Regions from separate parts of the Homo sapiens genome. Here regions 1 and 2 are each linked to region 3. Evidence: chromatin loops called from intact Hi-C (ENCODE). Cell type or tissue: HepG2. All regions are shown on one strand.

The links. Hi-C counts contacts between places; a loop is a spot of excess contacts. Peaks named below come from ENCODE experiments on the same cell type or tissue, not always from the same donor. Only the 100,000 strongest peaks of a DNase experiment are listed, where the experiment ranks them.
Region 1: it touches region 3 in a loop (17-fold over the local background); 16 of 110 quality-filtered maps call a loop at or near these places.
Region 2: a loop joins it to region 3, with 21 times the contacts of the local background. A loop is called at or near these places in 13 of 110 quality-filtered maps.

The regions. Positions count from the first base shown.
Region 1 is chr20:7,979,510-7,982,009 of GRCh38, forward strand. It overlaps TMX4 (thioredoxin related transmembrane protein 4), which reads right to left. Exons shown (of 8, transcript NM_021156.4): 8 at 1-2,500. Among named protein-coding and RNA genes, the nearest start is that of TMX4, 39 kb to the right of the region's middle. In HepG2, a CTCF peak has its summit at 1,276 (motif pointing right); DNase peaks (open chromatin) are centred at 1,262 and 2,052; H3K4me3 peaks cover 566 bases.
Region 2 is chr20:8,304,670-8,307,169 of GRCh38, forward strand. The region is part of intron 2 of PLCB1 (phospholipase C beta 1); the gene reads left to right. Among named protein-coding and RNA genes, the nearest start is that of PLCB1-IT1, 57 kb to the left of the region's middle. In HepG2, CTCF peaks have their summits at 953 (motif pointing left) and 1,701 (motif pointing left); a DNase peak (open chromatin) is centred at 952.
Region 3 is chr20:8,721,092-8,723,591 of GRCh38, forward strand. It overlaps PLCB1 (phospholipase C beta 1), which reads left to right. Exons shown (of 32, transcript NM_015192.4): 15 at 1,263-1,330. Among named protein-coding and RNA genes, the nearest start is that of RNU105B, 110 kb to the right of the region's middle. RefSeq lists silencers at 31-325, 1,327-1,376. In HepG2, CTCF peaks have their summits at 209 (motif pointing left) and 1,414 (motif pointing left); DNase peaks (open chromatin) are centred at 200 and 1,400.

The DNA of each region.
Region 1 (2,500 bases), 740 kb before region 3:
CGGGCGGATCACCTGAGGTCAGGAGTTCAAGACCAGTCTGACCAACATGGCGAAACCCCGTCTCTACTAAAAATACAAAATTAGCCAGGCATGGTGGCACATGCCTGTAATCCCAGCTACCTGGGAGGCTGAGGCAGGAGAATCCCTTGAACTAGGGAGGCGGAGGTTGTAGTAAGCCAAGATTGTGCCATTGCAGCCTGGGCGACAACAAGAGTGAAACTCCATCTCAAAAAAAAAAAAAAAAGAAAATACATTTTTCTTATTATATAATTAGATATAGGTCAAATATCCCTTATCCAAAATGTGTGGGACCAGAAGTGTTTCAAATGTTTTTGGATTTGGGGATTTTTGTATATATATAATGAGGTATCTTGGGAGTAGACCCAAGTCTAAACACAAAATTCATTTGTTTTATATACACCTTATACAACATAGCTTGAAGGTAATTTTATCCAATATTTTTAATAATCTTGGGCATGGAACAAAGTTTTGATTGCACTGTAACTGCCACCTGTCAAATGAGGTCAGGTGTAAAATTTTCCACTTCTGACGGAATGCTGGAACTCAAAGTTTAAGATTTTGGAGCATTTGGGGTTTTGGATTGTTGGAACGGAATGTTCAACCTGTACTATTTGGGGTCCGGTTGGAAATTGGCTTTACATTTTTAAAAGCCAGTGTAGACTGTATTTCTGCCTTACCTTCTCTCTAGTCAAATACTCCACTAAAAAAATGAATATTTCAGTTTGAGAGGGAGGAATTATATAGAAAAGCCAAACTATGAAACCATTCTTATTCCATAATACCTCTGAACCTGAGTTTACTGTTCTTTGAGAACTCTGTTTCAGCTGATTATAAGAGAAAGAAATCCAGTGACACGAGGGCAGGCAGGCCCCGCTCTGCTCTGATCGAGAAAAGCTTCCTGATGTCAGGGAGATGGAACTGCCACCATCAGAACCATGGCACTTTGGGTGAAGGTGTGTCAGCGACCAAGGGGGCAGGAAATGGGCAGTGACTAAGGGGGCAGGAAACAGGCAGGCACATGGCAAGGTTCTCCCAGCCCATCAGCCCAGTGATGGCCTCGATTTTGAAGCTGCACTACTGTCTGAAAAGCACAATTACTGGTGACTCTTAACAAACTTCAGCATACTGGGGAAGGAGACTGTCAAGTAACTGAATTGGAAAGATGAAAAAGAACCATCTCTAAAAGTTGATGCTGTCAGAAGAATAACCTCCTTTGTGCAAGTCTTGCAACATCTTCATTCAACCACAGGAGGGCAGAGAGTTTCAGAACCTCCCCCACCAGTGAGCTCCGTGCTCACAATTAATACAAGGAAAGGGTTATCTAAACAGCCAGATAGAAATATACTGCACGTTCCTTTTTAAAGACGACAGAAACTTTTAGAATTTCATAAACCTGTACTCATTATTCTGTCTGGATCTAAGGAGCATAGAATCAACTTTAGGCATCTTTCGTATGCTTGGAATCGAATTTCATGAATTTATTCTAACACATAAATCAGGTAAGAGAGAAGTAGATGGATAGATTTTTTTTTTTTAAGGAAATTAGCCTCCCTGGGTACTTACAGTAGATTGAGTATTGAGAGATTTACAAAGATATAATTCTTTGGAAGATTACAGAAGATGGAAACAAAATCAAATCTTTCACTTTCAGGTACTGGAGTTCATTAATTCTTTCACCAAAAGCACATCACTGAAGGAAAATCAGAAGTGGTTTTTTAGTTATTATTAAAGTAGTTCAAGACCCAGGGAACCCCTTGAGATGAAAACAAAACAGTATTCAACTTTTCTTCACAAGACTACCTTGTACTGGCAAGACTTAGAGGACTTCTGGCTTGAAAAATATTGCTTAGAAAACTTAAAAAAAAATCAACAACAACTATATTTTGGACAAAACAATTTTTTTTTAATCTGTCTTGTAAAATCCTTACTTCCTTTTGAGTCTCTGATGGCCACAACATTTCATTTGAGATGTTTGGCAGTCACAGCTTCAGGGGTTATGGTTACTGATTATCTAAACCCCTTAGGTCAGAATGAACAAACACAGTTCATGTAAACCTGGCTGTTATTGGAGTCCTCTGACCAAGAGATAATAGTGAAGAGTGTGGAGAGCCTGAATGCCCATGGTGGAAATGCTGGAAAAATTAAAGGTAAGAAATAAAACATAGCACAGGAGATTCAGAGGGCTGGGATGACTTCTGAGCTGCTCTCTATACCCAAGGCCCTTTCAATTTCTAGCTGTGAAAGATTTTTCATGCACTGTGGTGCCTGATGTTTCCTGCAATTTGACAAAAATAAATACTTTACACAAGAAAAGGATGCAAGGCTTCTACGTTACACTTTGGGGATGCTCAGGAGCCAAGGCTCCTGCTTGGCTTTCATTTCACAGGGCCTGCAGCCTTGTCTCTGGAAGGTGCTGATTAGGACTGGGAATGGCCTCCTCTGGTCGAGACTCTCTGACCCCTAAGTAAATGAACTTGTT
Region 2 (2,500 bases), 420 kb before region 3:
TTATGTAAATTCTAATTACTATTGTAATAATAAATAGCCAATACATACAGAATGCTTCCAGTGGGCCAGGCAGTGTTCTAAGTGCTCCCATAATCCTCACAACAACTGTATGAACTGGTTACTAGGATTATCCCATTTTACAGAGAAAAAATGAGGCACAGAGAGATTAAGAAACTTGCTCACCAGGATCTGAATCCACTATTCCACACTCTTAACCCCAGCACTATAAAGTTTCTCATGTCCTCATTTGTCTATTTCAGCCATACCTGTCCTGGAGACAAGAGCCATTGCTAGTTTTCTATGGGGAACTGACATTGCTATCATCTACTCCACACTGGCTATATGCTAGGAACTATAGATTAGTTGGTCTGATTAATCCTTTGAACAGTCAGCAATCATTGTTTTTGAGGATGTGTTGTTGTTATTGTTGTTTGGTCCAGCACTTCCCCATACTATCCCCATTAATCATTAATTATGTTGTTAATTAAGAACACCTGTACTTAACTCGTGGCCATTTATTCCTTTTCTAGAACTATTTATTGTCTATATTTTAGAGAACCTTAAATATGAAAATGGTTAATCCAGAATTTTTTGCTTGGGCCAAGCAAGCAAAATGCATTGCTGCTTTATGAAGAAGACCTTCTTTTGGTAAGAAGACAGTTTTTCATATTTTCATAGCCAGCAATTAAAACCACATGAGACAGGAAAACCTTCAAATTCTTTCTGAGCAAAATACTCTTCCTAGTGAGAAATGTGCTCAAAGTGGTTAAAGATAATGGGAAGCAGCAGAATTAGGATTTGAACTCGTGTGCTTCTGGGCCAAAACCATGGAGTTCCCATTTTGCAAACACACCTTGGGGTCTGTAACCAGGTGCGGCTCCCTGCAGGTGCCAACCACCTGTGGTAAAGGCATGATGAGTCCACTTCCTGTAAGGCTCAGCCCTGCTAGTCGCGACTAGCGCCCTCTAGTGGTCCAAGAGAAAGGGTAAGGTGAGTTCCGGTTTATGATTTGACTTGAGGCATTCGGAGGCTAAACATCCACAAGGTTAGTTCCCTGAACCCCTATAAACCTTGCTATTTATATCTCTTCCTCAACTCTGAGGCCCTCACCCTACATCGGCTGCAGTACAGATTCAGCCTTTAGCGACGGAATTATGTACTGAAACACTCATTTCTGTGCCGCTGCAGTGGTTAGCTTTGATTTTTATAGAGATGCACATGAGAAAACAGTCTGAGCCTGGAGAGTGACTTGTGGGCTGCTAAGGTAAATTGAACCCATGTGTGTGGTATCCTCATGATTGGGAGCAGCAGCAGATGGTGGGCTAGGATGCCTCCAGAAATGGGCTTCGGAAGCATAAAATAAGGACTTGTTCTCTTACATCTGCCTCTGTTGGGGTGTTTAAAGAATTGTTGGGATTAATGCATTTTTCATTTGAAGTTTAAACACTCTCAGAGGATGTTTAGCCGATGGACTATTCTCATTATAGAATGAATTGCTTCACTGGGTTGCACTTTGCAAAGATTGGCTGCAGGGAGTAAGTGATTTGTTGGAAAAGAAGGAGCAAAAAAGGGTGGAAAGAGCAAAGACTCAGTGTCTCAGACAAGTCTTCAACTTTTCCTCTCCATCCAAAATGAATTCATTATGACTGAGAGGTTCCAGTTGGACTCCTGGAGACATTTAGAAGTGCCCCAGAAATGCCACCTGCAGGTCAGTGGTCATGTCAAACTAGAATCTTCTGCACAAGTCAAATATAAGAAGGAAACTTGTTTCATTTGAGTCAGATTTACTTAAGTTTTGGATTGACTCCTAGATCGGCTTCTCACTTTGGGCAAGCTCCTTAATGTCTGCAATCCTTGTTATTTTCATCTGTAAAGTGGAGCTTGTGATGCTTACTTTGTGAGATGTCTTTGGAATCAAGCGAAGTAATGTCTGTAATGCGAATAGCCTAGTGCAGGCATACAACAGATGCCCCATCTAATGGGATTATATTAAAATTATTGTTGTTTTAATATTGGTTATGAAAATATTGCAAAGTGAATGAAGAACTCTCCTTTTACCCAATTTTTTTGTTCAATTTTGTACGTGAACAGTTTAAGGAATCTTTTAACGGAATTTTTAAAAACACTTGGAGGCGGTGACTCTTTAAAAGCTAAACCATGAAATGTTACCATCAGAAAAGAGCTGCTGCTGCCATTTACAAGCATTAACCAAATCCTCAAGAATTAAGCTAGAACTGAGCACATTCTTAACAAGGTGGTTTCGAGTTTTCAGATACATCTTTATTTCTTCAGCTCATTTGCAAATACTTATCTCTGATTTAAATCATTCAAATGACTTCAGGAACACAATGGAAGCAGAGCAGAACTAAGTGTTTCCAACTGTCAGGTCTGGTGAGGGATGATGTAAAACGGGACATTTAGCTGGCATCCTGCATAGTCTTTAAATAGAATTAACAAAAGCTTCCACGTTTCAATGGCTAAAGGTAGTGTTTATTGTAAA
Region 3 (2,500 bases):
TTTCCCCTGGAGATTTTTAAGCAATACTTTTTTCACTACTGTCATTCAGTAATTGAACTGTGTCAGCCAAATGAAAACTTTTATAAGCTTCTCAGAGGACAGTGCAGTGGTACTGTCTCCATTTATATAAATCGAGTAGGGCAGCTAACTTTCAGAAGGCTGGCAGTGGGCAGGGGTGCAAGTTACTTCATTGTTGAACCATTATTGCCATCTATTGGGCTCATCGTGCTATTGCATTGTGTGAGCCCTGAAAGATAGTAGTTAAATCAATTTAGAACTTTCGAACCATTTAGAACAACCTCGCTGACTTTTTACTTGAAAATCTTTTTTATATAACGGATATTTCTGGGTCTGACTGAAGCCCATAGCTATGGAAGAATGTAATGCTTCATACTGATATGAATATTTAACCTAGCAGAAATGTCCATTAATTCTTCAGGGGAAAAACAATTCATTTAAATGAGTGTATATTGGCTACATATGAAGCTGAATTATTTCTGATGGAGTTAGATTTCCAATCATGCTGATATTTAAGGACTTACCCATGTTATCCTGCCCTCTTAAAAATAATATCAGCATTTTCTACGATATGCACTTCGTTGTGATGACAATACATCCATCAAATAAGCTTGCAGACAAATCATAGGATAAAGTTGGCCCTTCACGATTTTTATGTAGTGACTTTGCTGCCAAAGCCCCAGAGTTCCTGCCCCAGCTCCTAACTTCTTTGACTTCTGCAAGGTCCTCTCTGGCCTTGGGAAAAATGTCAACACAAGATCACTGAGCTATGTGCTGGCCACGCATTGCATGGAAGAGTCGCGGCTTGGGAAAGGAGGGAAAGATGAAGGAGGGATAGATAGTATATCTGTTTTCGGGGTCATAGAGACCCTGAGAGAGTGTTTGTATATCAAAATAGAATACATGTACCATAGAAAGCAAACTGTATTAAATGCCAGCAAACTGTTTTCAATGCCACGTGTTTAAAAACATATAGAGAAAAAATATTGACACGCATTTTTTAATAGAATTTTGAAATTTTAAGTGCTATTTATTAACAAATCCAGTTTAGGAAAAAATCTATATTCAAAATGTCAGTATAATTTTCTATAACGAATAAAATTTAAATCCTTGAAAAAAATAATTTTAAACAGCCCAACTTCCAAGGAAATCTGTAATTGATTTTAGGTAAAATATGTGTTACAAATGCTGTAAAGCTAAATGTTGAAATGGTGACATGATGATCTGTTATTAAAATTTGACAGGAGAAGCTGATACGGAAAGTGACGACGACGATGATGATGATGACTGTAAAAAATCTTCAATGGATGAGGTGGGTACTTAGGGCTTCTGGTCCCTAAGGCATTCCACCACCCTGTACTCTCCTGGGTCTGTCTCATGGTCACTTTCTGCCATCTAGTGGCAAAAAGTAGATTTGTGCCTTCCAATTGCCAGCTTCAATTTTTGAGGCAATTAAATGGCTTATGAAATGTTCCACAATCCGGAGAAGATATGGCGTTTAGAAAAATGATCAGAACTGTGACATTCATTGCATTGTTTTAATTTTGGAACACTAGAGCTACCTATTTATATAAACTTAGGCATCCCGAGTAACTTGATTAGCTCAAAAATATTAATTGCACAGAACCTAGAAGAGAATCAGAAGCAGATCAACTGGAATTTTAGAATTTTGTCTTACCAAAAGTTTATACTGAAACAATCTGGGCAACAGAGAGAGACCTCACGCCTTTAAAAAAACAAGTTAAAATGAAAGATAAAACACATCCAGGTGCAGTGGTGTACACCTGTAGTTCCAGCTACTAGGGAGGCTGAGGCAGGAGGATGGCTTGAGTCCAAAAATTTGAAGCTGCAGTGAGCTATGATCACACCACTGTGCTCCAGCTTAGAAAACAGAGCAAGACACTGTCTCTCTTTAAAAATACGTATTTTAAAGTTTATATTGAATCTGCTTTCAAATTTGTTAGATATGTTCTGTCTCAACGCTTGTAGCTCTACAATTTAGTAAAAATGAAACAAAAAATAAGCTGCTCTTACTTGATGTCCTTCCTCTTAGAATTATTTTTTAATGTCTAAAGTTTTGCTTAATTATGTTCCCTCACTACATTTCAATTTTTGATTTCCAGGAGGAAAACAGCTTACCATGTCTGGCAAAGTATATGTTCCTGAGAATGATTTCAATTGTGTATAATTTCTGATCAGTGATTCTAAATAATTTTTAAACTCTCTTACTAATTGGATAGTCCATTTGCAAATGAATGTTTCCCAGTTAACATTTGACCCAAATATTACTACCAGAATTTTTAAAAGAAACTCATCTCCATGCATTCTCTCTTCTAAAAATGTGAGACAATATTAGATCACTCTACAGAGGCCCATTTTGTGCCAACACTGCATTATTGGTTTTCTTTTTCATTAAAAACTCTATCAAAGTAATATGTCATAGCTAATAATAGCAAAAGCAACATGAGATTGTAGTACCACT